Linked DNA regions of Mus musculus: regions 1, 2, 3, 5, 6 and 7 are each linked to region 4. The links are chromatin loops, found by intact Hi-C in ENCODE. Cell type or tissue: left cerebral cortex. All regions are shown on one strand.

What was found. Peaks named below come from ENCODE experiments on the same cell type or tissue, not always from the same donor. Only the 100,000 strongest peaks of a DNase experiment are listed, where the experiment ranks them.
Region 1: a loop joins it to region 4, with 2.5 times the contacts of the local background. A loop is called at or near these places in 9 of 42 quality-filtered maps.
Region 2: it touches region 4 in a loop (6-fold over the local background); 15 of 42 quality-filtered maps call a loop at or near these places.
Region 3: it touches region 4 in a loop (8-fold over the local background); 5 of 42 quality-filtered maps call a loop at or near these places.
Region 5: it touches region 4 in a loop (2.9-fold over the local background); 17 of 42 quality-filtered maps call a loop at or near these places.
Region 6: a loop joins it to region 4, with 2.1 times the contacts of the local background. A loop is called at or near these places in 9 of 42 quality-filtered maps.
Region 7: it touches region 4 in a loop (2.1-fold over the local background); 6 of 42 quality-filtered maps call a loop at or near these places.

The regions. Positions count from the first base shown.
Region 1 is chr16:76,288,937-76,292,936 of GRCm38, forward strand. It overlaps Nrip1 (nuclear receptor interacting protein 1), which reads right to left. Exons shown (of 4, transcript NM_173440.3): 4 at 1-4,000. The coding sequence ends at 2,246. Among named protein-coding and RNA genes, the nearest start is that of Gm30569, 9.8 kb to the right of the region's middle. In left cerebral cortex, no CTCF peak of the experiment used is centred here; a DNase peak (open chromatin) is centred at 2,375.
Region 2 is chr16:75,777,817-75,781,816 of GRCm38, forward strand. No RefSeq gene overlaps it. Among named protein-coding and RNA genes, the nearest start is that of Hspa13, 13 kb to the left of the region's middle. In left cerebral cortex, a CTCF peak has its summit at 1,649 (motif pointing right); a DNase peak (open chromatin) is centred at 1,633.
Region 3 is chr16:77,011,234-77,015,233 of GRCm38, forward strand. It overlaps Usp25 (ubiquitin specific peptidase 25), which reads left to right and starts at 2,836. Exons shown (of 24, transcript NM_013918.2): 1 at 2,836-2,907. The coding sequence starts at 2,863. In left cerebral cortex, a CTCF peak has its summit at 2,323 (motif pointing right); DNase peaks (open chromatin) are centred at 2,406 and 3,071; H3K4me3 peaks cover 1,992 bases; H3K27ac peaks cover 994 bases.
Region 4 is chr16:76,371,767-76,375,766 of GRCm38, forward strand. Nrip1 (nuclear receptor interacting protein 1) reads right to left here and starts at 1,283. Exons shown (of 4, transcript NM_173440.3): 1 at 1,106-1,283. In left cerebral cortex, CTCF peaks have their summits at 643 and 1,660; DNase peaks (open chromatin) are centred at 618, 937, 1,460 and 2,104; H3K4me3 peaks cover 2,846 bases; H3K27ac peaks cover 2,549 bases.
Region 5 is chr16:76,767,016-76,771,015 of GRCm38, forward strand. The region is part of intron 1 of Gm30790 (predicted gene, 30790); the gene reads right to left. Among named protein-coding and RNA genes, the nearest start is that of Gm30790, 10 kb to the right of the region's middle. In left cerebral cortex, a CTCF peak has its summit at 1,807 (motif pointing left); DNase peaks (open chromatin) are centred at 1,801 and 3,707.
Region 6 is chr16:76,297,402-76,301,401 of GRCm38, forward strand. All of the region lies in intron 3 of Nrip1 (nuclear receptor interacting protein 1), which reads right to left. Gm30569 (a long non-coding RNA gene) reads left to right here and starts at 3,320. Exons shown (of 3, transcript XR_876166.3): 1 at 3,320-3,613. In left cerebral cortex, no CTCF peak of the experiment used is centred here; DNase peaks (open chromatin) are centred at 2,374 and 3,916.
Region 7 is chr16:76,318,452-76,322,451 of GRCm38, forward strand. All of the region lies in intron 3 of Nrip1 (nuclear receptor interacting protein 1), which reads right to left. Among named protein-coding and RNA genes, the nearest start is that of Gm30569, 20 kb to the left of the region's middle. In left cerebral cortex, no CTCF peak of the experiment used is centred here; DNase peaks (open chromatin) are centred at 1,535 and 3,397; H3K4me3 peaks cover 578 bases; H3K27ac peaks cover 1,221 bases.

The DNA.
Region 1 (4,000 bases), 83 kb before region 4:
AGAAGACTACTGCGCCGTGAACAGAGGACGAACTCCAGCATCCTACAATATATTTCTAAGGCTCCAGCCCTTTCACCATGACCAAGAAAAATGACTAAGTGTAAAGCTTATTTATATAGTGTAGACAATGAGATTGTCACAGTATAAACATGGAGTAAAGTACCTCACTGGCCAGTGGAATTTTTCATAGCAGAATAAGCATACACGTTCTCCTTTCTCTGATGTTGCATAACATACACTCTGGTTACCATATAACATACCCATTAACTATTTACAAATCATCTTGAGAAAAAATAACCATTTAGAATTTTAGGTAATTAAGAAATAATGTCCATTTGTAATATATATAAAAAAAATCTTAGAAACAACTTCAAGTATGTATAACAATTCCAAATAAACTTCTTCCTACTTAACTGCTGAGTACACAGTAAGTTTTTGATAAGTCAGTTGTTAACCTGGCTCAAAACTGAAAAACAAAAAATATTGCCTGGAGGAGGAACTGTGGGCTATAAACAAATGAACTTAAAAACCAACCTGTTTCAAGACTGAAATTCCACGTGGCTCAATTATATATTAAGTTCTTTCAAGACAATGTCAGTATTTACTTTTAATGCCTGTTTAAAATGAATTGATCCGTGAAGTGACTGTGCAGGTCCTGTCATGGATTGATAAGTGCCCTTTGATTTGGTTTCAGGTAATCTGAGTTTGATGTCTTTCTTGGGTTGAATCTGTTAACTCCATAAACACTGCTGTGCAGAGGACAGTTTGACTAGCAGGTAAGGATGTATTCAAGAAGTTTCCCAACCGTCCTGGGATCACCTGAGTTTGCTAAGTGGCCCTGTTATTCCACCCCTAAGGCTAATTAAGTTAATCTTACTAATTAGAGCAAATAAATAATCACAGATTTTCCTGAGATGTTGACCCAGATAGGAAAGTTGTCCCCTCTACCCAATTTTTTTTTTTTGTCATAAAAAGTATTCCGAACCCGATTTCCAAAGATATAATAGTAAGATTGGAACTATGATATTGCAAATTTTGAGTGGATATGTGACTGTATTGGGGGAAAAGTATAGGCATCAGATAGTTACTTTAAAGTCTCATGTTCTGGAAAAGTCCTAAGCCACAGTTTTCAAACATCAGTGTGCGGAAGAAGCACATACAGAACATGTCAGGATACAGGCGGAAGGAGGACGCCCGGGTCCACTTGGAGACGGTGTTCTGTAGACCTGAGATGCTGCCTAGGAGTCTGCATTTAAATAACTGTTCCAGAGACTCATGTGATAGTCAGATGAATGCAGTGTCTCTGTCCAGAATTAAGAAATCCTGGTTGTAAAGTCACGGGTCCCACAGGAGTGGTGAGGATCAACTTTCAAAAGAGACGGTAAAAACCATCCAAAGAAAACCCATTTCTGCTTTTGTTAAAAACGATTTCTAAGTAGTCAATTGTCCAGGAAACAGCCTGAAGGTGAGTGAAGATTTCCTTCTCTAATTTTGAAAAAGGAGGAGTATTAATTTAGTAAAGTAGTCAAAATATAAAAAAATGGAAATCTGCCTTTTATTTTTAAGGATCTATTAAACTCCCCTCTATTGTAATCAATTGTTACTAAATAGTAAAAGGTTTAAAGAAATATATATATTGAAAAGGTCTGGGGTGGGGCAGACTCATTGGGAACCGCAAAACCCCTTCCAAGAGTTAAAAAGAATTTTGTTTAGCAAAAGTGAAAAAATGTAAGCATTGCTTTTTCTTACTTTTAGACTGATGAGGTGTGAATCAGCACAAGGCTTCTGGGTTTTTTTTTTTTTCCTAATTTGGTTATCTTCCAAATAGCTAACAGTTTGGATGTTACAAACACGTTATGTAGGCTGGCTTCTGAGATGGGAAATGAACAACCCTAATAAAGACAGCAAGTTGCATCAATCCACTACTGGTGAAGTTGTGCATTTTAATGTATGCCTCTTATTTACGATTATAAAAACAGGTTCATTCGTAGGCTAGTCACAGTTGTTATCTGATGCATACAGAAATAGTAAACAACCAACCTCGAGTTCAATTGTTTCCTCATGACATCTAATGTTAAGCAAAAATTAGTATGCATATTTAAACATCACCAGTGACCAATACTTTCAAAAGGAAGGAGTTTCAGTTATACCATGCTTTTCTCAAATCATGCTCTTATTTATACAGATCTCAAGTTCATACTGACTAAATTTTAAAAAGACCCAAAGTGGTATGGCAGGTACACATTTATTCTGACTCTTTTTTTATGGTGAGCGCGTTTCCCAGAAGTCCATACACTTCTCCATTTGTACTGTGTGGGCGAGAAGCATTATTTCCCATATGGCTATTGTACGGGCTTCTTAGATTAAAGAAAGAAGCTTTAGTTTCTGCAGCGGGAAGTAGCTCTTCTTTGACTGTAACCTGTGAGAGACTCTCGGCTGACGCAGGCTCCCTCCAGATGTCTTTGTCCTGGGTTTCTTGTGTGGTAACAGAATTGCCCCCTCCCTTCTGGAGCATGTAATAGAGGATCGGATTAGTTTTGGTCAGTCTTGGAGAGTCTTTTTCGTATTCATTCTTATCCATATCTGCGATGACCCACTTAATGGGTCCCTTCTCACCGGGCACGGAACATCCATTCAAAAGCCCAGGTTCTGGTCTGGACCCCACACAGCCCAAGTGCTCTGGGAAAGGAGGGCTCAGAGGGGTCTTTACCATTCCCGGGTATGAAAATGTCCTATGATCCGTCACACAACTGCCAGGCTGCGGGGAACTATACATCAGTCCATTTAAAGAAGAAATGCCGAATTCAGGTTTGCTGCCGGGCGCGTTGTTTTTGTGTCCTTTCTTTTTCGTGTCGGGGACAGAGTCACTCCTGTGTGGGGACAGATCTCGCACACAGTTCTCGGAGAGCAGCAGCTGCTTGAGAACATTGAAGCTTTTGCTCTCTCTGGCCCAACTCCTGTGGTCACCATCGCTGGCTGAACTATGCCCAGCAGGGTATTTATAATCGAGCTCATTCCTGCTAAACTTCAGCTCTTCCTGATGAAGCAACGACCCGTAGAGTACTTCCGGGCCGCTGTGATGATTGGCAGTATCTACGGCAGTATTTTTCATCTTTTTAAATGGATTCTCCAGTGGTTCCGTATACAGCTTCCTTTTCTTCGGGACCATGCAGATGTTCTTCGACTCCAGGGTTGGCAGCTCACTGTTTCTGTGACTCTTGTCCTGCTCATCTGCCGGGTAACTCTCTTGATTCTGTCTCAGCAAGCGACTCAACAGCCCGTTCTTTGAGAAAGAGAAATCCTGAGGTGAAGCAGGCTCGGATTTAAAGTCCTCCGACACTGGTAAGGCCGCTGTGCTCCTGTGGATGGCGGGAGTCACACCTAAGAAGGGGGCGCTCTTGGCATCGTGGTTTAAGGGCAGGTTTGTGTTGTGGGTCTGGAAGTCGTCACAAGGCTCGGATTTAATCTTCACCATGAGTATCTGTTCATTTGCAGCCCTCTCCGAATGCTCCTGAGGAGCCTCGTCTCGTGCGGGGGTTTTCTCTTTCTTCTCATTCTTCCCTTTGCTGGAATTTCCCAGGAGCAACTGAAGGACAGTCCGTCTTTCCAAGAGATTTTCTATCTCACAACCAGGAAGTCCCGGCTCAGGCCCGGCAGGCTGACTGCTGAAGGCTTTGCTCTCTTCAGCCGCATTGGTTTTATTTGAGAGCAGAGGGCTGTTTAATCTATCAATCAGACCGAGAGGTTTGTCTGGGTTTCCACTTAACAGCTGTTTGCAGGGTCTCTGCTCTTCCCCTGGCCCGGAAGACTGCAATCCGCACTGAGCCAAATTTTGTAACAGTTTACTGGCACTGAACGTGGCGGAATTTTGTGCACCTTCACTCGGGGCTGGTTTCTCGGCTTGGGACTCTTTGCCTTTCGTGAGGTCCATCAGGTGGCTAGGCGCGGTGTTCGTGAGCTTGGAAGCGGGAGTACTGCAGGCATACGGCGGGGAATTCCA
Region 2 (4,000 bases), 590 kb before region 4:
CAAATAAATAATTTAACCATCCTGTAAAATAAAATATATAAAGATATATGAAATGCTTTCTTTGTAGATGAATTTTGAGTCCAAATATTGTTAGCCAAGTAACTCAAGTGGAACCAATCCATATTAGACCACTTATGGCGAATGTGGCTGCCAGACTAATCTCTCTTAAAGACGGAATTTATTAAGCCACTCTCTTTGAATTTATCAAAACCCATTTTATACTTTAATGCATCAAATCTAAACTTTATTGCCAGGCTTTCAAAAATTCGTCCAATTGGCCCATTCTTTTCCAGCCAAACATTTCTTGCTAGAACCCTCAATTCACCCTCTGCTTAAAGGATAGGAGCTCCTTGTCTACATTTTTTTGTCCAACGAAGGCCCCTTTTCTGTACCTTCTCTTTGGTTGCGCAGTGAAGTTAAGGTTCTGGGAATCACATGAAATACAGTTCTCTAGATCTTCTCCTCCACAAATCTAGCTCACTGTCGCCAGCCCCTCAGTGCTCGTTTCCATTGGGCCATTGCTCTGGGTAACACAGCTCCCATGTTTGAACTTCTTCACGGCTTTGGTTAATCATCACTTAATTTAGCTGATAATTAAATTCTGACTTTTATTGCACATTATTATTTATGTGAAATAAGTGATATATCCAATTAAAATCTGGGCTCAGTGGAAAGAGACTTTCTTATAGTTCTGTGTCTGAATGCTGCTAAGTGCAGTATTGCACACAGTGTGAATAACTTCTTTTTAATTGATGAGTTAGTTGATTAAAATAAGCAACTTCACATGCCTACATTATGAATCTAGTATGCATATTATCTAACTTATGTGCTATGTGTTGTCTTAGATTGTAATTATAATTTTGGCTTCTAAAGTCTAATCAGATTTTTGTTACAAAACATGAAATATCCGTTCATGTTCTAAAGTATAAAGAATATTTCATTATCCAAAACTGTGTTTAACCATGGTGTTTCTTTCAGTTTGCATTATTTAAGGAACAGGGATGCATCACCAATGAGTAAACATTCTGGTAGGGGAGAATTCCCCGTGTACCATCATAGCATCTGATCAGTCCTCAAGGCCGACACCTTGCAAGAATAGATCTAGTTTCTATGGAGACGTCGCATCAGTCTTCTATTATTGTGAGAAAAGCAAGTCAGTTTGTTTAATCCCCTTAAAAGAGTATAAGATTAACCTCCAGTGCCTTTAGATAATCATCGTTTGCGTTAGTTTTCAAATACCACAATCCTAAACAAGTGACTAAAGAAGTGTGTGTTGTTCAGGGTTTCATCTTTTGCTGACCATAGTGCTACTGTGCATCTTCAGAAACAAAAACACCTGCTTCTTCTTAAAGGACCAGAGTGTGCTGTGCTCACGTGTCTCTTGTGTGTCTTCTAGAGTTGTGTCATACAGAGTACGTCCAGGAAAATGGAATAAGCATTTAGCTGGCAGGGTTCACTTCCTGTTCAAGATTTAATATGAGTGAACATACATGAAATTAATTTAATTATTATCTGTTTTATGGAGCCTGTTCATCATATTTATGTTTGAGTTTCCAGGAGCATAAAGACTTTGTGTGGGAGTGTTTCCTTTAGAGCAAAGGATCAAATGTATTTGGGGTTTTGAGCCATGAAATGTTTAGTGACCAGCAGGTGTCTCTGTTACACAGCAAAGAAGGCTTTTTAACTTGACCCTATTTCACACCTAAGATCCCTTTTCAATTTCCACAGTTATTTGTTCTACTTTTTATGAAGAATCCTTGTTCTTCTTAAGTCCTTTGTACCAAATCTCTGTTTCTTTTACGTGTGGCATCTAAAATTACTTCTTAATATCTAACCTTCACCCTGCATCTTTGTTTATCAGGTATCAACTTTTAGGATGGAAGGTAGATCAAGATCTTTATTGAGAAACCCTAAGCAGTGAAACGACTGCAAGGCCACACAATTAAATTAAATAAAATGTGTGCATCAAATAAATGCAGCATTGCCCTGTAAAGGAACAGTGAGGCAGCTTGGCACTGTTTCTCTCTCTTTACTAAAAGGCTTAGGAACTAAAAGCTGTAAACAAGAGCTAAGCAACTACAGCTCCTCTCTACCTCCCCACTACACACACACACCACCACACTTTCTCTATGTTGTGTTGACAGTATCTCACTATGTAGCGCAGGCTGGCCTCCAACCCAGCATCTTCTCCTTCAGTTTACCACGTTCTAATAGTACGGGCTTGTGTCACCATGGTTGGCAATGATGTTTTTGTAAACATGCATAATTATATGATTTTTAAATATTTAAATTATATATGTATACATACATATATATACATATATATATACATACACATATATGGAGAAAAGTCTAGTAATACTATATTCAAGTCTTTTTTGCAGACTGTGAGGAGAGGGCCACACTCTAGTTGTCAATAGCATCAACTACTTGCATGTAATTGTCCCAGAGTTTTTCCATTTTAATGATTTTTCTCTTTTTTTTTTTTTTTTTTTTTTTTTTTTTTTTTTTTTTTTTTTTTTTGCTGTTATTGTTCAAGGTTTCCCAAGAGATCCACTTGTGTTTATTCTTTGGAGGAGAGCAGAGTGATTTGTGTGTATGTATCTGTGCTAGAGCTTTTGTATAATTCTGTTCTCTTAACTTTGGCCATGTGCTTTGTTTGTATATGTTCTTGTTTGTGTGAACAGATATTCAGGCTGCTTTAAGGTTTATGAATTATGCTTTGAAAATTATTGGATAAGAATCATCCCCATCAGGATAGAAGTCATTGGAGACATTGGATGGCTCAAGTCTCTGCTTACCTCATGAATTTATACTTTCTCTATGTGGGAGAAATGATCCCATTGCTTATTGGATTTCCAAGAGAATATGAAAATATAAGAAGCTAAGTAGCATGTGTTGCATTTTGCAACTGCTGGTAGTAATGTTTGATAGTATTGATGAACTTCCATAAATAAAATTGCCAATTTTCCTGCATTTAATTTGTTGTCTGCCTTTTGTAACTATTACCTGGCTGTTGAAACACACCATGTAAGGGCTTTTATGAGAGCAAATGTGGGGTTGTGATAAGCAGTTCACATGAACCAATGCAATACCTTGGAAGCTGAAGGTTAGCGACTGCTGATATATGACCCGTAGCTGTCCAGGTGTCTTACTAATTCAAACAGCTATTTGTGGAGAATAAATGTAATTTTGAGCTTTCATGCTCTTGCTGGCATGCTAAGAATGATCAAATTTATACAAAATTTCTTAGTCCACCAGAATGTCTACAGGAAGTCACAGCTGAACACGCTTTGAGGTTGAGTACAATGTTAGTGAGGTAAGGGAGACGGGAGATGGGAGACGGGGCTTCTAGAACAGTTAGCTTTGTTCTCGTTCTATCTCGAGGCATGTAGGCCATACAATTAACTCCATTTAATCATTTGTCAGGCAGATACTGTAAGATAACTGGGTTGACGTTTGTGTACAGATCCATGAATCCTACCACCTAGACAAGTACGTATTTACATCATTTCATATGACAGACAGAGTTTTATATGCAATGCACGATTCAGGAATTTTGAAATAAATCCCTCCTATTCTTATAAAATACAGTATGGACTAAGGCTATGTAAACAAATATATATAGGCAGTGTGAGTGGCACTCAAAACCACTTAAACCCAGGAGTCACTGCCGAGTCACAGCCGTTTAAAATATTTAAGAGCCAATTTAGGAGGCACTCTTAAATCTCTTTGTCTTAAGATCATATAAAAAGCTACTATTCCACAGAAATTATTTCTCCTCCTTAAGAATTTTGAGTTTACACCTCTCCTGATCATATTGAATAAAATCATGTGAATAGTTTGAAATGTTATAACATTTAAAGTAGCTAAAGAAAGTTTGATTTCCGTGTGCTTGTATGTCATATTACTTACCGTTGGTTAATTTTTTTTTCTTTTAAGTAGGAAGGCTGAAAGCATAATGAAGGAGTGTGTGTATGTGTGGTGTGTGTGTATGTGG
Region 3 (4,000 bases), 640 kb after region 4:
TATTAGAAATATTGTTCTTTTCTCAATTGAAAAAGTAGATTTGGGGTTTGCCCTTAGCTTATTTGATGCTCACAAAGTAGAGTACCAAAGACTGGTGCATTAATTCTATGCCAGATTTCTTGGTTTATAGTCCCAGTGTGTAAGTAGTCTAGGATGCAGGGCTCAGCCTACATCTACCAAGGACCTTTGTGATGCACCACACATGGCAGAAGGTGTGTGTATGTGTGTGAGACGCGCGTGCACAAGATGTGACAAGAGAGGAAGGATTTTGTTTGTTCATAATACTCTTTTGATATTCACTCATTATTAATTAATTCACGATGGTAGAATTTTTATACCTTATTCACCTTTCCTGAGGCCTCAATTCCCAATCCTGTCACCGTGGACCTTAAGTCAGTATGCCCTGAGAAATCCTCAGATTATATCATGAGTAAACACTTGATTTGTATTTCATATAATTTTTCACCGAATATCAATCATGTAATGTAGTAGGGTACGAGTTCATATGCAATATTCTGTGACTCTACAGTTCCAGCTACCAGGTCTTTCAAAGCCTCTAAATACACGACAAAGGTCTAAATACATGAGCAGCAAAGCTGACAGATACGCAAATTCTCAAAAACGGGCTTTTGTACTAATTTATGTTAATTCACAAATTTCTGCTCTCCAATTATTCCAATTACAATCTTTTTAAAAAAGAAACACATATAAGTTAACCTACAAATAAGTTATCTCAAAATCATATACTTGGACAATTGACAGTGTGCCAAAAATCATTGAATGAGTAAGAAATCTTCAGAAATGAGCTGGAAATTAAATCTCTAGGTGGGCTATTAAACTTTTATCTACTAGGTAGGTACTAAAGATTTTAAAACTAAGACTAAATAATGAAACTCTGGGGAATTATTGTACTACCAAATTCCTGAAGTTAAAGTTGAATATCTGGCAATAGATTTAAAAAAAAACCATTGTAATAGTTTTTTCACATTAATTTTTAACTTTTTAAAAGCAGTGGTCCTGAAGATCAAATGTGTAGCTATGTGCTTCCATGCTTACTACTAGTGAGCAGTATCTCAAATCTCAGGTAATTTTTGTACTTTTGAATGGAAGAAAATGACCTTGTAAAACTCTCTCCCCTGTGGAGAATCACAAAGCTACTCTGTGAATGAGAAGTTACAGCGCTGAGGTCTCTAACTGTGGAAACGTAGCTCTGAGGTCCATTCTCAGACACGTGCTCTCCGGGTCTGTGTTCTCATAAACAGCATGTGCTCTGGAATTCTTGCAGTATCCATAAAATTCCTCACCTCCAATCATTTCACAACCTTTGTAGTCAAGGATTTAGGACCATGAATGAAGTCAAAATTTAAAATTTGTCAAACGAACATGACAAATACAAGGAAGGAATCACAAAAGAGGGTTGAAGACATCCCAAAGGAAGATTAGATGTGGTTATAAAGTACAAAGAGTTATTACAAGACTTTTTCCGAGTTATTATGATGATATAAGACCTGGTATTTCTTGGATTCTTTACCAAGCCTGCTTTTCTTGCCGTGGATTAAATTACAGTCTAACTTGTATGTGCACTGTATTATTGTATTTGTAACCCTGTGCTCATTAATCTACCCTCCCCTGGGTCTCGGTCTTACTCTGTCCCTAGTTTAGCTGGTGCAATTGAAGATATTTTACTTCCAGGTTTCTTACTTACTGTTAGGCTTTTCCTCCAATTCCGTTTACAGTAGACTATTCCACATACGGTAGTTAATCGTTTGTTTAATTTGGCAACAGGGATATTAGAATTATGCATCATCTAGGCAGTGATTCTTTCATAATGTTGTTTGCCTTATGTCTATTCATTTAGATTCTCTTCAGTAAATAAACCTTAAATCCCCAGTCTAGCAGTGACTGTCACACATTCCAGTGCATGAAATAAACACAGAATGTCAGTCCTGATGTATGTAACGAATAGTTGAGAAAAGTACAGTCCAGAAGGACTTCTAACAGCGTTCTGCTTATTTGACTTTTTTCTTCCAGCAGGTTCATGGCTTGTGAAATTCCTAGAAAGGCTTGGGTGACATAGGAAATAGCTGGAGTTCTGGGCCCGCCCAGGTTTTGGGACATTACAGGTATGGAAGGACGTTGATTGTTTTGGAGACCGTTAGACAGGAAGGTGATCTGGTATACCGTCCTATGGCTCTAGCCTCGACTGGGGGTCGGGGGGTCGCAATGTCAGAGTTTAGCAAGAGCCTTAAATGGTGCACAGTAACCTGCAGGATGGGCGGTTCTGGCCGTCCAGCCCGCGCGCTGAGAGGAGCTTAGACGGAGGGCGGGGCCCACCAGGGGGCGGGGCAGCAACACAGCCCCTCCTTCCGCTCCCGCGGGTCACAATGTAGGGTTAGGACGGGTGGGGCGGGGCAGAGCGGGGGCGGGGCAGGAGGGCGGGGCGGGGGCGGTGACCGCGGCGAGGGAGGGGCTGGAGGCGGAGTCGCGGCGGCCGGAGGACAGCGCCATTCCGGGTGGCCGCTCCCTCCGTCCGCTTGCCGCCGGCCCGCAGTGGTCCCCCCGGAGCGGTCAGGCGAAGCTGAGTGCGAACGCGTGACGCGGCCCGGCTTGATCGTGCTCTCCGTCGCCTGCGCCCATGGGCCGGGCCGCCGCGGCTCAGCGGCGCTGAGGATCGGGGCGCAGAGGACCTGAGGCGGCCGCGGTGGCGCTCTCCGGTAGCGTCTCGCCGCTTGCCCGCGGGGCCCGCGTTCGCCCGCCGCCATCGCCTTCGCGCCCGGCTGGCGGGGGCGCCGTCCTCCCGGGCCGTCCGCGTCGCTGCCCCGGGCCCGGTAGAGCGCGACAGGCGGGGCCGCCGCGGGGGCCATGACCGTGGAGCAGAATGTGCTGCAGCAGAGCGCGGCGCAGAAGGTGAGGCGCGGGCTGGTCGCCGCTCCTCGACGGGCCGCGTGGCCTCCCGGCCGGCCGGGCCACTCCGGGAGCGTCGCGCTCGGTCCCGCGGGGCTGCGTGCGGAGCGGGGTGTGCAGTAGTGAGAGGCTTCGCGTCCACTCCCTTCTGCGGATTGCTCTCCCAGAACCGACGGCGCCGCGTCCCCAGAGTGACCCCCGCATTCCTCCAGTACTCACTCTGCCAGGCTTTGTAATTAAACTTTCTTCTCCTTCGCTTCCTTTTCCAGTCCCTTTTCTTCTGCAAGAATGTCACTTGTCACCCCTTTTGGACAGTTTCTCTTTCGGAGGTCTTATTGTGCCAGGCCTGCTGTTCTGGGGAAAAAAAAACCGGACCTCCCCAAAACGAATTACCTGTCTTCCAGGGCAGGTACATCGCATCGACCCAGGGTGGAATCTGTACAAGTAGAGTGTTTGGTTGGTTATTCTTTCTTTTCTTTATTTTATTCTCTCTTGGATCTAGAAAGTATCTCGCGCGTAAGGAGACCTTTATGGCTGTTACTCAAATCTTTTGTCCCCTAAGTTTGACCTTGCTCTCTTGTTCGTTCTTTACTCTAGCATCAGTTTCACGCAGAGTTAGGGGGGTCATCACATATTGTTTCTCGAACAGTATCTTGCTAGTTCTAGGTTTTACTTTAAGAATCTTTAAAAGCTCCAGCATAGCTTGCTCCATGTCCTGAAGAGCAGACGGTCATTACTTGTTCTGCCCTCCCCCCTCCCCCCTTATTGGTGTGAAAAGCATTTTGAGCACCGGGGAAATGTTGGCTTAGTTGAATTCTAATTGTAGGAGCAATTAGGTATACAGTGAACAGCCAGAGCCTCCTTTGGCTCATCGGTGTGAGTAATGGATGCCACACCCTGCTGTAGTTTTGACACTAGGTACTTGCTGTAAAGCCTACCTGTGCTTGTCTTTAAAGTGAGGCCTGTTGTACTAAAAAATAGACCAATACCTTCAAACAGCCCCCCCCCCCCGTTTTTTTCTTTTTGTCATTAAAATAGTTTTAGCATTTTATGTTCCTTGAGATAACCAAAGATGTCAGAGAATGTTGGAAAGTAG
Region 4 (4,000 bases):
GCTTACATGAGCAGACAAACTCCAGCCTGGTGCCACAAAAAAATGAGTTAAAAGTTCTTGCACCTAATCATGTCCGGACTTTCCCCCAACTAAAATGACCCATTAATTAAAACAACAACGACGACGACAAAGTATTTTAACGTGAAATTACCTAACGTTCCGTTTTTCGTTTACGACCTCCAGAATCCAGTTAAATTACTGACATGATGGAAGGTAGAAACTCCTGGAATGCCTTAGAGATCAACATGTGTCAGACTCTCTGCCTGTCCGCCTTTTAAACACAGTGGATTCCTTTGTTCCTTCAGTCTGAATATCAACTCCTGATTAAAATTTGGAAAGTACTTTGGAAAGGGATAGGAGGGTCTGGGGAATGTTTGCACGCTAGAGGGTTTCTTCTAACAACAATAGTATTAAAGGAGGACAGTGGCACCAGAGAGGAGAGCGGTCTCCCCGGACTTTACCAGGCTCATGCGAGTGAACCCCCTCTCGGATGCTGGGGGAACTGGGCTGAGGCCTCGGGTGCAAGGAGCCTCGCCCTCCCTCGGCAAGCGGGGAGCTCGTGCCCAGCAGGCCGGGCCTGGGGCTCAGTGCTGCCCCTTCTCCGAGTCACTTTTCCCGGCCGGGGATCGGCGAGCACCGCGCAAGGGAGACGGCAGCGATAGGCGGGGAGCAGCGCGGGCGCCACCGAGAGCACCGCTGGGCGGCAGGACCGAGCGGCGCGGCAGCCAGCGCCCGGGGCTCGGGGCCAACGGGGGCAGCTGGGCGGGCGAGCTCGACCGGGGCCCCGCGACCCGGCCACCCGCGTGGGTCCCGGCGCAGAACACCCAGGGCGGCTGCGCCCCTCGCGCCAAGGCTGGCACGGACGAGCCCGCGGCTGGGAACTCCACAACTTGGCGGCTGCGCCGGCCGGGCCCGCGAGTTCCAGGGGAGAGCCGGAGCGGGGCGCGGCGGAGGGCTGTCCCCGGGATCCGTGTTCCCGGAGCTCCCCGCGGGCCTCCCCCGGCCTCCGCCGCCTCCACGGGCCGCGCACCCAGGCCGTGCCCGGGCGGCGCGGCGTCCGCTCCCGCGAGCTCCGCACGGAGCCCGGGCCGCGATTGCCACTCACCGAGGCCGCCGCGGCTCCGGGCCGCCGATCCGCGTCGCTCCCTCCTTCCCAGGTTAGCCGTGCCCTGCGGCCGCGCGAGGCCACGGGCGCTGCGCTCGGGCGGGCTGGGGCCGGCTCGTCCTCCGCCTGCGCCGCGGTCGCCGTCGCCTCCCGAGTTCGGGGCTCTGCTGCAATGTCTGCGAGGCTGACTTTGAGCGCCTCGCTCGCCGCCCGCCCGCCGCAGCCGCGCTCCTCCCTCCGCCGCCGACTTCGCGGCGGCCGGGTCCCTCCCCTCGCTGCTCCACGCCATTCAGCTCTTCAGCCAAGTTTCTTAACCCTTTTCTGCCCCTCCCTCCCATTGTCACCCGGGCCGAGCGCGCACCCGGAGGCTCGGCGGAGCCGGGGAGCCCACCGGGCGTCTGCAGGCCTCCTCGCCGGTGCTCCGGGTGGGGGTCCGGGACTGATCGGCCTTGAAGGCAGAGAGAGGACGCGGTTGGACCCGGAGAAGGAGGGGGTGCTGTGCTTCCCGAGCCGGCGCCCTGGCTTCCCAGCCCCGTCCAGCCAGCCGCCTGGACAGATTCCCCGCTAGGGGCCAGGCGATCGCCCATGTCACCCGTGCCGGGGCAAACGCTGGGGGCACCACAGGGGCGTCGGGGCACCTTAATCCTACCCCAGGTTCCCCAGCCTACGTGCTGGCACCTTAAGTGTCTCCCTTTCTCCCGTTTCACCCCACAAACACGCGTTCTTTTGGCGCCCTTTACCCACCCTCAATTTCCACCTCCTTAAAATCTGTGTCCCGCTCAAATCCCGGAAGCTGCGGCGCTGTATAACTCTAGGTCATTTTGACCCCATGCTCAGCACCTAGTAGGACCCAGTGATAAATATGGCATGATTCCAAGCGGAAAACTGGAAAGGAGACCTGAGGAGTGCACAGCTAGCTCCCTAGACGGACGCAGGACCCAGGAACCTGGTTTCTCTTCTGCTGCTTTGTCACTGCGAAGTCTCCAGCAGGGTCTGCCCGCCAAACTGCACCACCCCCAGGAAGGATCTGACCCAACAGGACTAGGAGATGGGCTGTCACTTCTTTAAAGCAGCTCTTGCTGGGTTCAGAGTCTCAATAAATAACAATTACATCATATAGCCAGGGTGGCAATGCAGGGAAACTTGGGTTTCCTGCAGCCTGGTCTCGCTGAACCCGCCTCTAAATTTGAGGTGGGCTAACAGATTGGTGAGGCGAGAAAGTGGAGGGAGGAGAGAAAAATAAGAAACCATGATCTCTTCCTCGCCTTGTGTTTTCTGCTTTTAAAACCTATTCTCTCTACTCCCTTCATATCTTACTTGTGAAGCCTCCTTTTAACGCTCCCCCTACCCCAGATGTCTCTGTCTCGTTTGTTTTTGACTCTAGTCATGAAAAGAATTACCTGCGGGAAGACTTGTGGTTGCAGAAGTTGTTTTTGTTTGACATTAAAAAAAAAAAAAAAAGGCTAAAGTACATCTTCGATTCACCCTAAACTCTGAAGTGCTATCCCTGCCTTAAAATACTTACTAAGACAATTTTGTGGATGAAGCTTTCTACTCTCATATGTTTTCATATCCTTAAGAATTTCGGTAGCATTTGGAAGCAGTTATTGATGCACACCAAAACCAAAAATTATCCAAGTGACCCAACCGTATTCTTTACTGTTATATAATAGCTCTATAGCTATTTTTCGGATTTTTCAAATGAAAAACGTCTGGGGTATCTTCCCAATCTTTAAAGTAAAGGCAATTTTTCAAATCAATTCTTAATAAAGCTATATTCTAGCACAGTCCTGAGCACATGCAGGAAATATTTTCCTTAATGGCGATGATGGTGCATTTTAAAATACTTATTATCTGTCCTCCTAGTGACTCACCTATGCAATCTGTTGTCATCTAAGGTAGTGTCAATCTCATGTAACAGCATAGCACTCGCATATGCCGCAGTTCAAAATCTGCTTAAAGCAAATTAGTAAAGGCAGCATTAATCCCAGGCATCATTACCTGTCCGGCATCATTTATCCGGGATTGACAAAAAGCAAATAATTGCAAATTAAATGACCAGCATAATTGTAACTTATTAGCTCTTTAGTTTTTTTTTTTTTTGTAAATATTATACAAAGACATTCTAAATGTATCCCAATTTAATGTGCCATTTTTTTAAATTCAATGTCAGTTTTATTAAAAGGCATCGTTGTGGTAGACTATAGCAGATTCAACAAATGCTTTCATTTAGCCAAGGTGGTACTGGCCTGTAATCCCAACTACTGGGAGGCTGAGACAGGAAGTGGGAAGGTGGAGGTCTTCTAGAACGTTTTAGCAAGTGCAAGGATGAAGTTCCAAAAGGAGACCCAGTTTTGTAAAACTGAGATAAGGATGAAGCAAAGAGATACTAATGAGTGTAAGGCAATGGGTTCAAGCCCCTGCAACACACACACACACACACACACACACACACACACACACACACACACCGTATTTCAAGCTTCTCTTACCAGTAGGCAAACATTTCCTTCTCTTTTGATTGGCAGTTTCTTCTCTGGAACACATTGAGAGTCCAGATAGCTTGTCACAATTAATATAAAGGTAAGCTAAGTAATAAATGGCCTGTAGGAGAGTGAAGCTCCCATGGAGGGCTGCAGTGACAGACGTGGAGACAGATATTTGAGCCCACTCAAGTGTCACTCTGAAAAACATTCTCACTTTTTAAGGAGGTTTTAGATCTCCGAGATTGCCCCAGCAAGCTAAATCTCGTTTGTTCTGCTTGCCCAGTATCAGTGCTAAAACTCCAACAGCTATATATTAGACGATATACCAAAGCAGACCACCCCCACCCAATGTAATAAGTAAAATCCTGGACTCTTCTTGATAACACACGTGTGTTGAATGAACTGCATA
Region 5 (4,000 bases), 400 kb after region 4:
ACAGTGGAAAGAAGAAGAAGAAGAAGAAGAAGAAGAAGAAGAAGAAGAAGAAGAAGAAGAAGAAGAAGAAGAAGAAGAAGAAGAAGAAGAAAAGAAGTAGTCCCGTTTGATGCCAATGGTGTTATAGACAGCATTTTTGCAGGGTGAGTTTAGAAATATTTTCTCAGGACAGATTATAGCTATGAAACATAACTAGTTTTCCTTCCTCCCTCTTCTGTGCTCCCTTCTCCCTCCTTCTTTCTCCTCTTCCTCTTTCTCCTCCTCTTCATTTCTTCCTCCTCTCCCTACTAAAAGAGCTTTCGTCTCATCTTCAAGCCATACTTTACCAACACACACTGTGACAGACACTGGCATGGCCTGCTATGAGGGGTCGGTTTTGATATCCTTGTGGTCATCTCTTCTAAGGCAAGTCTTGTGAATGAAGGGACCCAAAACATCCAACTTGGGAATGCTTTTGCGGTCAATAAACATTCACGGATATACTGTTTTGAGGACAACTTTTACTCTGTGAATCCTATTCCTGTCCCATTACCTCATGTCTCCCGCTCTTCCTTCTTGGATGTTCTATCAGAGCATCCGGACCTTCAGCTGCCTGTGGCCCATTGGAGTTGCTTCTCTGATGGTGTTTCCCAGCACCTACTGTGACCTGCCACCTTTTCAACTTCAGGATTTGTTTCTGAAGCAGTAAGGATAAGGCTGAGTTTGGAACTCAGTTACATTGCTTAAAAGGACTTCGTGAACAAACCTAGTCACTCGATTTAAGGAAGCCAGGCTCCTCTGACTAAGCAAGAGGGAAATGACCTATTTTAAACTCAAGTCCTGAAAATGGCCACTTCTCATTCCAAAGTAGGGGAGCTGAAGGTGAATCAGAGGGGGAAAAAAATGAATGCTCTCCACATAACCTTTCCATTAAAGCAATGGAGAGAGACCTTGGGTAATGCCTTTCAACATATTCACAAGAAGACAAAGGGTATTTGTCTATGTAGTGCTCTGTAAGAGATCCCTTGACAATTGAGAGCGTTTCTAAAGGTGTAAGGGAAAATGTCTTTATGCAGATTTGTAACGAATTCTTCTCAAATTTTCTCCTTCTCTTTTTCATGTTTCATTTCTAGTTCTGATGATCATCTATGAACTATCCCCCTCCCCAAATATAAATGGAGACTGGTGTTTCCACACAACTGAGATTGAAATTAAAAGTGAAAAGTAAGCAAAGCTAGCCAAGGCCCTGGACTCAAAGAAATGGAATTCACTCTTTGTAAGCTTTAAATGAAGAAATGTTAATGGCGGCAACGCTCTTGATGGAGACCCGGGCACAGTTTCAAGACTTACCCTGGCTCTGGCAACATTGGCCACCTCTTAGATGAAGGGGCGAGGGAACATTACCGGAACACCGTTAGAAGTGTGATGGAGAAAAGAGTTTCCAGGTGCAGCTTTGGAGGTTTAAAGCAGCCACACAAGATGCAGAGCTAACACAGGGGAGGAACAGAAAATTCATATCATGGCTTCTTGTGCCTTCAGTTCATCGATCATCTGCCAGTTTATCCCAGGGGCCACAAGTAATCAGTAACCTGCTAGCAGGTTTAGGATTGCAGAGGCTTCCTGAGGCACAGAACAGAGAAGATGCCACCTCTGAGGGAGAATTTGGAGTGGAGAGAAAGGCATACCCAACATCAAACTTCCTCTTTGATTAAGGAGTAAGATGAACTCAACATAGGGTCTGTATACAAACCGGCTTTGGGAGAGACAAGTGCTATAGACAGAATGGTCTTGCCCTTAGCTCCTACACTGAGTGTGACTGCCCCCTGGAGACGAGGTTCACTAGGGTGTGCGGAACAGCATGTTGTTTCTGAAATCCACGACATGGGTTTTATTCTTGTGAAGTATTAAGATGATTGAAGCTTAATTGCATGTTGTTGGGAGGCAGAATTCGGGGATTGACTACGAACAGAGCGTATCGTCAGGATGGAGCTGTCGCAATTCAATATTGGTGACTTTTAAAGAAGAGGGAGGGAAGGAGAAAAGGAAACACACAGTCTTAGACAGACAGACAGGCAGACAGACAGACACACACACACACACACACACACACACTCACATATACATACCAAGGTTGGGGAGGAGAGATTCACTCATGCATGCGTGAACTTCCTTCCTTGCTATGCCATGCCACACACCACCTTAGGACTCTGCCAGTAAAATGACTACCAGTGTATTCAGACCCCTTGTTCTTCTGTCTCCAGATCTGTGACCCAAAATAGTCTCTATTTTACCTAGACTCTGGAATTTAACAACAGAGGGGGGGGGAAACAGACAAAGTTTAACACCTGGTCAAGGTGAATGTTAAAGTGGGAGGTGCTGGCAATAGCGTAGTCTCAGAAGATGAGGGAAGATCCATTGTCTTGCTCATCATTCCTCTGTCCCCTCTGCCTCTCACTAGAGACCTGGCCCCACCTCCACTGCATAGGAGGGAGGTGACCATCAGCAAGCTAGGAAAGAGCCTTCTTCCAGAAACTGCATTAGCCAGCAATGTTACTTTGGACTTTCCAACCTTCAGAGCTAGAAAATAAAATAGAATTCCTGGTACCGATGTTTTTTTTACTACAGAAGCATAAATATAGACAGATAAGACAATCAGGGCTTTCTGTCATCCAGACTTCGATATTAGGACTTAATTTCTCACTTAACATTGTCTGGTTTAAAGGGTGTGTGCCATAGTTTCTACAACACAGGTTTCTATAAAAGTCACAGCTTTTCTTGCATAGCTTGTTTCTTATACTGTCTTCCAATCTGAAAAATTCTCATACATGATGTCTTTCTCTAGTATCTGTATTTTCTTATGGTATAGTAATAAGACATAAGCCAGGCCCTGTAAGTTTAATGTTTCCTAAACTCTACTCGGATTGAATCCTGAGTCATTTTTTTTCCCCACTGTATTTTCCAGTTGTGGGTTGTCTCTTTAGCTGGGTATGGTGTTTAATTTCTACTCACAATTAAATTTCGAAAATCACATCTTTCCATTTTAAGTATTGTTTTCATGAAGATTTCTGTTGTCAGGATAAAACACCAAGACCAAAAGCAACTTGGGAAGTCAAGGGATTAGTTTAGCTTACAGCTTTCAGGTGATACTCCACTCCTGAGGGAAGTCAGGACAGAACTCAAGTCAAAAACCTGGAGGCAGAAATTCATGCAGAGGCCATAGAGAAGTGTTACTACCTTGTTGCCCATGGCTTGCTCAGCCTCCATTCTTACAGCATCTAGGACCACCCGCCCAGGAGTGATATTGCCCATAGAGTTGGAGCCACTAACATTTGTCACCAATCAGGAGAAAGTTCCAGAGGCTTTCCCACAGACCAATCTCTGCTGGTGGCACAGTCTCCGTTGAGGTTTCTTCCTCCTAAATCTTATGCCAAGTTGACATAGAACTCCCAGACCAACTGTTTTTGCAAATTTTAAATTTAAAATAAATTCTGTCTGGTCAATTTTTGCAGTCCATATTCATTGCTCCCATACTTGCTGCCTTTCTTTTAAAAGAAGCTCTAAATATGGGGCATTCTTATCCGTGCTAAATTCAGTAATTCTACTATCTGTAATCCTTGCGAGTGTGTGCTTCCTATTGGAGTTGGTGGTTTTATTTCCTGATGCATTTTATACTTTTCTTGTTCTTCCGAGGTTAGGCTTGCTGAGACTTCTGTGGGGCTATTCTGAGTCCTAGACTGAGAGAGTACTTCTCCAGCGAATACCACCCACCAGCTGGCACAACCAATCAGCTGGCAAAATAAATTCAGAGTATAGACCCAAATCAGGGTCAATATGTGTTCGAAAATCTCTTTGGAGAAAGAGCTTTTGACTTGTGAGTTTGTTTTGTGTTCTGTTTTGTGTTTTTTCCAAATCAAGGTAGATTTTCTATACTAGGAAACGAACCACTTAAGAATACACTCAGTGGAATTTTGTAAATCAGCCTTACAGAAGGGTCACCACCATCTGAATACACTTCCAGTAT
Region 6 (4,000 bases), 74 kb before region 4:
ACTTACAAGCATAAAATTATCTTTTAGATCTTTCTTATGAGAGGAATTTTGCTGGTTCTTTAGTATGTAGTAGAAAAAGAGTATTCTGAGAGAATTCTAAAAAAATAAAATATGAAAACATTTATGGAATCTTGATCATATGGTTAAGATAGAAATTTCAACATGGAATGCTTTAGTGAAACACATATCAATGTTTGAATTATAAGAGTATATTTTCAAAAGGGGTTGCAAGTAGTTCACATGTGAGCAGTTTATGAATGAGCATAATGTTCATTCTTTGAAGTAGCTAGATTATTTCCAAAGCAATGTTTTATATTCTCCATTACTTTTGGTTTAAGATACATAATAAAGACTACTATCCAGTTGCTTTTAGATTCAGTATCTGTAATGACACATAGCATGCTATTTAAAATAAGTCTAAGCAAGGACTTCCAATTGTTCCCATGAAAATTTGCCAGTTTCTTCATAGGCAAGTCATAACTACCTGAGTATTAAATCTCAAGAAATTTCTGCACAGAAGTGTTAATGAACATGTGGACCTTTGGCTCTAGCTCATACAGGAAGGCTCAAGGATTCCTTCCTGTGCCTGTCAACAGCAGCTCCTTTGACAGCTCTGTCTACTGTGGATTACACTTCAGGTCCCTTGAGGGGCTTCCCTGACAAAGAGTTTTACAAAGTACATCAGAGTTTCATGAAGTATTAATAGAAAACGTAGCAAGAACATCCCAGAGTCCTGTCCACTGACCACTTCATCCAGAGGGAGGAAAGCACTTCTCTGACCAAGCGTGAGTGAGAAATCAGGATAGAAAATCTCAACAATTTCACAGAGCAAGACAGGGCAATCTTCTGGGATATGGGACCTAACCCTTTACTAAGGAGCAAGGACCACAGCGATTGCCCTACTATAAATTGAACATGAGGATGCTGCTGGGAATAAAAACTTAAAGAGAGAAGAAGGCTCATTCCTTTGCAGCTCTTACACAGGGCAGGGATGACAACTGCAAGGTGGAGTAGATGCCTAGAATGCAGTTCTGAGTAAACTCCTAACTTCTTTTCAAAATGTGCATCTTTTCATAGAAGCTGAAAGCCAAGATAACTTTCTTTGCAGTGCTATCGTCATCTGAAGATCGGCGTGTGGCTGGAGGATTAATGGAAATAGGCATAGGGACACACACACACACACACACACACACACACACACACACACACACACAAAGAACTTATTTAAGTCAGTTTGCTCAAATGAGATGCTCACCCTCTGCAATTAAAATTTAAAAGCTCCGTCCACCCCCAGGAGGGTTCACACTTTATATAAATGCATCCACTAACACTCACATTTCTCCCTATTGAAAATGGAGGGGGGGGTCTTCAGGGCTGCCCTGGCTCCTAACTTGCAGATCCACACCTTTAGCCTGCTTGTAAGGGGCTTGCACAGGTTTAAATCAGTCACTTAAATCTCCCATTTAAAAAAGCATCACTGGGAGGCATAGCTTCTTGACTATCTCAGGTGTTTATTATGGGCTGGACTTAACTCCATGATTCCGAGCATCTTGTTAAATTGTAATTGACAAAAAACACACTTTTGACCAGAAGGATATGCTCTCATATAAGTGTACCAAAGACACAAGTTTTGTGGTGAATTCTAGAGAAAAGAAATGGTTTTTGAAGTCCACTCAATCCCTTACAAATTATTTCTTTTCATGAATTTCATTTTCTGAAAGTCCCAATATCTTAAACCTGTGTTTATTTAAAAGGTGAAGATGAACTTATACTATACTGGATCTTCATTTGTTTTTCATAATGGTTATATACTAAATAAAATGCCAGAAAATACTCAGGATCTTTGAGTACCCAGATAAATGCAAGAGAAACGACAGGCCGATTCTGGGGACAGAAATGAGTCTCTTCATGTAATAAAATTCAGAATTATATTCAGAAGATTGAAAATCAGAAAACAGTCACTAACAAACTCCTTTGGTAGCACATTTCTTTTCTTTTTTAAAGTCTAGATCCATAATAACATAGGGATAGCTTTTAGGTTTTCCTTAGCATTTCTTCAGGGTAACTTGAGACCATTCAATGTCTGTTTCCCAGTCTCTAACAGAACGATGACTACCACTTAAACCAAAGCCCTTTCTCTTGGAATTGCCTATCTGTAACATGTATGCACAGGGGCATCTTTTTTGAGACTGGTGTATAATTTCTATTGAAGTCAACTACAGTTTCTCCACCTTAAAATAGAGTTGACATACAGACAGAAGCCCAAGGTCAAGGTCACAGATCAGCAAGAAAGATTACCAAGAGAACTGATGTAACAGCTGGCGTTTGATCAAAGCTCCCAGGGTTCCTAGCACACGCCACAGACATTTTGCCTTTACTCACAGGAAACACTCTGGCTTAAAAATATTCCTTTCATCTTGAGAACAAAATCTTCATATATTTCTTTCATTAAAAATCATGATTCTACTAAATATACTGCCTCAGCTCCAGGCCAGCTCTCTGCATCTCAGAATTGTGAATTTTACCTATGCAGATGCAGATGCATACACGTTTGTGTTTTTGTTTGTTATAACTCATCTTCTTCATGATAATTTTGAATGTAAACTTCATTTGCATATCCCCAAACAGACCCTGCTCCCTTACAAATCCAATCCAAATGAAATTGAATTTAATTCAGTTTCACAGTATCTCAGACCGTGCCTAGATTTCACTGTTGAGTAGTCGTTCTATAGGAACGTCTTGTAATATTTCCACCACACTTTCTACCATATATCTGGGAAGAAAATTTAGTTATCAACAATTGCTACAAAAGTGCTTTATAATGAAATTATTATCAAAGGTGCACTTATCTAACAAAATCACGAACATGCAAAGAACAAGTGCAAAAGAACATGCACGGACAGATCTGTAAACTAATTTCAAATTGTGATGTCGGCTTCTGATGCAAGCTTAATGTAGCTGGGCATGGTGGCATACGCTTTAAATCCTAGCACTCTGGATGGAGAGGTACAGCTGGGTCTCTCTGTGAGTTCAAGGCCAGCATGTTCTGGATTCCAAATTCAAGGCCAGCCAAAACTACATAATGAAGACTGTTTTAAGAAAGTCGAAAGGGGGGACTTAATATATAAATTATTTAATTATTTTTTGAAATCACCATCTATTTCTGCCAAAAGATGCAAGTTACATTAATGAGTTCTTCTAGAAGACCAGTCATACCCGTTACAAACCACACCACGGAAGCTGTCTTAGTGGGGGCACTTATCAGTTAACCAAGTGTTGGTCCTTTTCTCATATGGCCTAGGTCAAAGTTCTGAGTCACTGTGAACAGACCATAATTTTCCAAAAATGGTAAACACAATGCACCCTTGCTCTTTCGAGCGCTGGCCCAGAACACAAGCAGGTTTAGGTTAAAAGTTTCACTAGGATCTGTAAGACCGATACCACTACAGACATCTGTGGACAGACAGGCACGCATAGTGAGGACACCTGTAACCGGGAGCATTTAACAAACCTGAAATCGGTGATAACCACAGCACAAGGATACAATATACAGACTGTTCTTGGGAAAGTTCTGCATCTTTAAATATTAGCACGTACCCTTGTCCTTCAACTGGTAAGTGGAAGATATTGTCATACCATTATTAGGCTACCTTAAGTGGATTCCTATTTATTTAAGAAATTGCTATGCATACTTTCCTCTGACCTCTTTCTGGCCCATCTGTGCATATGACCTAGTGCTTGAAGCGATCTCTAGTTGCAGCCAGGAGCTGCTAATCTGAGACAGCTTTGTGGCTATTCCAGTTTAAGTCTCTGCCATGGGGGTGGCTTGTGGATAGCCCTCACCATGACACCTGCCACCGGGAAGTAGATTTAGACAGGGTCCGGGATAGGAAGGGGGCATTTAGAAGAGCACCCTGGTGAGCTGCCAGAGGAACAGGAGGAGCGGTGGTGTAAGGGACCTGAGTGGGGCTTTTGTGACTTCACACACTGGGCTGAGAAT
Region 7 (4,000 bases), 53 kb before region 4:
GAAAGGGCGCATGTTAAATATTCCTGGAGTGTCACAATATGTCATACAATCAAACAGATCCCAGCCCTACCTTTCTTTCACAGCAGTGGTGCCAAGCACAGGTATACCGACCGACGGAGCAATCAATTTGTTCTGCAGCCAGTAAGGCTTTCATAGCATACTAATGCAAAACCTCTCTTCTTTCTCCTTTGCCTTGACTCCCCAGTGCCCGGGTCCCGACCAATACAAGGAGGAGGGCGGTATGTCTTCTGCTGAGATAACCACAACTACTAATCAAGTGTACACGCACAAGGGCACAGGATTAAACCTCCACCAAGACCGAGTCAGGCTTTGAGAACAGCTCAACACATGCCCGGCGTAGGCAAACCATCATTTTACACATGAGTGCACACACAAACACACACATATACAACACCCCATATTTTATCATTCTTCAATTTTTATCCTCAGAGGGATAAAATGTCCCACTGTTCCACTGAGGGCTTCTACCTGACAGCATGCAAAACAATTGTTTTTTCCACTCCTGAGAACCATGATCTGTTGTGTGTTACAAATGCTCACTGTTTTCAAAAAGGAGACATTCTTACAAATTGGGCTATCTATCCAGTATATAACTCACAGATAGAACTTTCAAGTGATATGATAGGGTTAATAGACTCAGCATGGATTCTTCTGATTTTACACTTAAAATGGAATAGCTCAAACCTACTATCAAAAAAGAGCGTGTGCCTTGCTAATAACAATGAAAGAATTTCCATTTATCTCGAAGCTATTACACTAAGTATAATTCCATGCCATTTGAAAATATGCTCAGGTCTCAGAAGTGCTTTAAAGAGTATCTGTAACACTTTAGAGTCTGGAGGCACAGGCGGGTATTTGATCTCTTAAACCTAGAGTTTTCAGGTTCTCTTTAATTAGCCATTTATAGTTGCCATTGACTTATTTTTCTTTTATTCAACACACAAAAGCCATGCCAGTCATTGGAGAGCGGGATGACAGAAGGGAAACACTTTTTATACCAACACACATTACCTCATTTTAATTTGTCTGCCTTCGTGTGTGAATACCTTGAGAAGCCCTGCTAGCCAAAGGGCGGCAAACTAAACTATAATTAAGAGCAGAATAGAACACTCGTCTAACTGAACAAACTTCATTAGGAAGCTTCCCCAAGCACGTCTATTTTCATGTAAACAAATGCTCTGGCACAGTTAAAACACAGCTTAGTGCGTTCTTTCTGCGCCCTTCCTTTGCACCCCACACTCTCCTAAAAAAAAAAAAAAAAACCTCAGGAGCAATAATTAAGAAATAGGGAATGCAGTGAAGTATTGCAGGAATGTTTAATCAATACTGATACCTTTGTCCTTGACATGCGGACCATGTCACCAGGCTACTGTCATGTGATATCATGTCATTTCTCCACCTGGCTCCTGACCTTGTCCTCTAAATGACCTAAAGCTTCCCTAAAGTAGCAGGAGGCCCCTCCCCGCTGTCTCAGCAAGGTCGAATGGGTCAGCTTGTCCTCATCTATAATCCACCACCATTTGTCAGCAGGGAGGCTGGAGGAGGCAGGCTTGCTACAAGAGGAGAATGCCCAATTAGGCAGCTGTCACACAAAGCATAGGCTGCAAAATTATCCCCTGTCAAAAGAAAGAGCAGCTGCGGGTGCCAATTACAGCAACCTTTCAACCCTTTAGGTACTGGAAACTACACACAAGTAAATGAAGAACAATTAGCGATAACAAATCGATGAATTAGGACAGTAAATTAGAACGAGTAGCAGGTGAGCTTGGGTCATACATGACATTTAGGGCATACCAGACTCCAGGCAAGGGCAAAGCTCACTGCCTGGCGCCATGTCCCTGCATATAGAGTCCCTTCTACTATGTCTCTTGGCAAACCTGAAATCCTTTTCGATATCTGTACCTAAAACTATGTGTCTTGATGTAAGAGTCCTTTTTCTTTTCATGGACTCAAAACAAATGTTTCTTGACAGGAAGAAAATCCCTCCCAAGAACAGGTCTAGTAAATTCTAGGTAGTTCTTATACAATCTACTGTGTTATCCACTCCAACTTAAAAATGTTAAGTGTAGCTTACAGAATCCAAACTACCTGTTAAAATACTCACACTGAAACTACTATACATCTTTACACACTAGTTGGCCAGATTCCCATTAGCTCCTATTTGCAGAAAAGCAATGGGGTCTGAATTCTGAGGAAATTCTTCTGCCAATATCATCAAACTCAAATCAAGTTTCTCGGCCCAAATGTGATTTTCTCTCACATAAAGAAATAACAATTTTAATGGTTTATATCTAATACCTATAAATATAACAATCATAAAATTAATTAATCTTTCATTATTGGGCCCCAGGGTCATGCATGAAGTCCAAGCAGAAGACATTGACTCTCCTGGAGTCTATCTCATTGAGCTACTGGCCCACAGCAGAGCAAACCCAACATGGCTGTGAAGTATTCATGGGTCTGGTGTTATTAGCCTTAGCATGTCAACTGCCCTCAGAAACAAATTTTGGAAGGTCCATTTTAAATCCGTGTCAATTCTTGGAAACTTGAAAGACCTGATCTGGATCCGCTGTTGATTTGAAAGAAACAGGGGCTAATGAGTTCAGTGAGGCATCTCCATCGGAAGTGGGTGTGTCAGGGGGGAGAGAGAGAAGGTATCAGGCCCTACGCACCTCCCTCCTATACAGTATAAATGAATCACAGCCGCCAGAGGGTCAGCCCTAGTTCTTCCAGCCATTTGATAAAATTTCCAGGAGCCGTGTCTCCGAGAGAAAACTCCATTAAAAGTTTATCTCAGGATTACATTTATAAATTATGTTTTGTCTCAAAACATAAACCAGACTCTTGGACAAATTTTCCTTATTTTAGAGTGCAACCCCGCAATGTCAGACATGGAGAATGCAAAGAAAGGGCAAGGAGATGGGGAGGAAGGAGTTAATGCCTTTAGAATTCGGTTTCCATCATACATGGGTGACTATCTCTTTAAATAATTTAAATCCTCTCCATCAACTACAAAGCTGTTTTGAAGCCATTTAGCTTTCTTCTTTACATGTGTTCTAATTAAGAAATGACCTTGTCATCACGCACACCAGAAATCCGGGATTATTTCCTACAGCAAAAAATTCACAAAGCCTCCCCCCCCCCCAAAAAAAAAAGAGAGTAGAGGTGGGGGGAGGGGAGAGAGACTTCTTCCCCAGTTCCCTCACTGAGGAAGTTGTTGGTTGGCTGAATGCTGAAGCAGTTCCACCGCATAATTTTTTTTCTGTTGTTGTTGAATGTCACAGGGCGGGTTAGAGTGACCTTGAGCTGCATCAGCGGCTCAGCAAGGGTCGAGATGCCTGCAGGCGCCCTTGTACTGGATTTGCAAGACAAAAACCTTCAAACTGGCTGAAGGACATCTTAAATCTCTTCAAAGGTTTCCCGAACTAATCTGGGCTGCTCTTAGCAGGATCAGCGCCAGTATGAGAAGCAAAATTAAAAACAAGGTCTTTGACAGGATGCTGTCTCCTCTTAACCCTTCCAGAGCAGAACAGAAGACGTTACAAGCACTCTGGAGAGATGGCTTACCTAGAAGCACTCTTTCATAACAAATTATGTAAGCAAGAAATCACAAAAAGAAGGGAGGGGGGAACTATTAGTCCTCAAAAGTAAACATTCCTTCCGTTTTATTTATAATGAATTCAAGCTGGGTATTTTTTTTTTCCTTGACTATACTTTAGTGTCATGGTGATAAACCTGAAAACTACAGCTATATCTTAGATTTGCAGCACTGTAAAAATCAAATCACTCCATCGACACGAATCTAGGACTTTCAGTGTTTGAAAAATAAGCTCTGGGCTGGTTAAATCGAAGACCAGGTACGATTGCATATACCTTGCTAAAGTGACAATCAAATAGTATCATGTGACTAGAAACAGACCTGAGAAGGACCTGAGAAGAACCTGGTAAAGCTAGCTCAGTGCTGTTTGCTGGGAGAGGC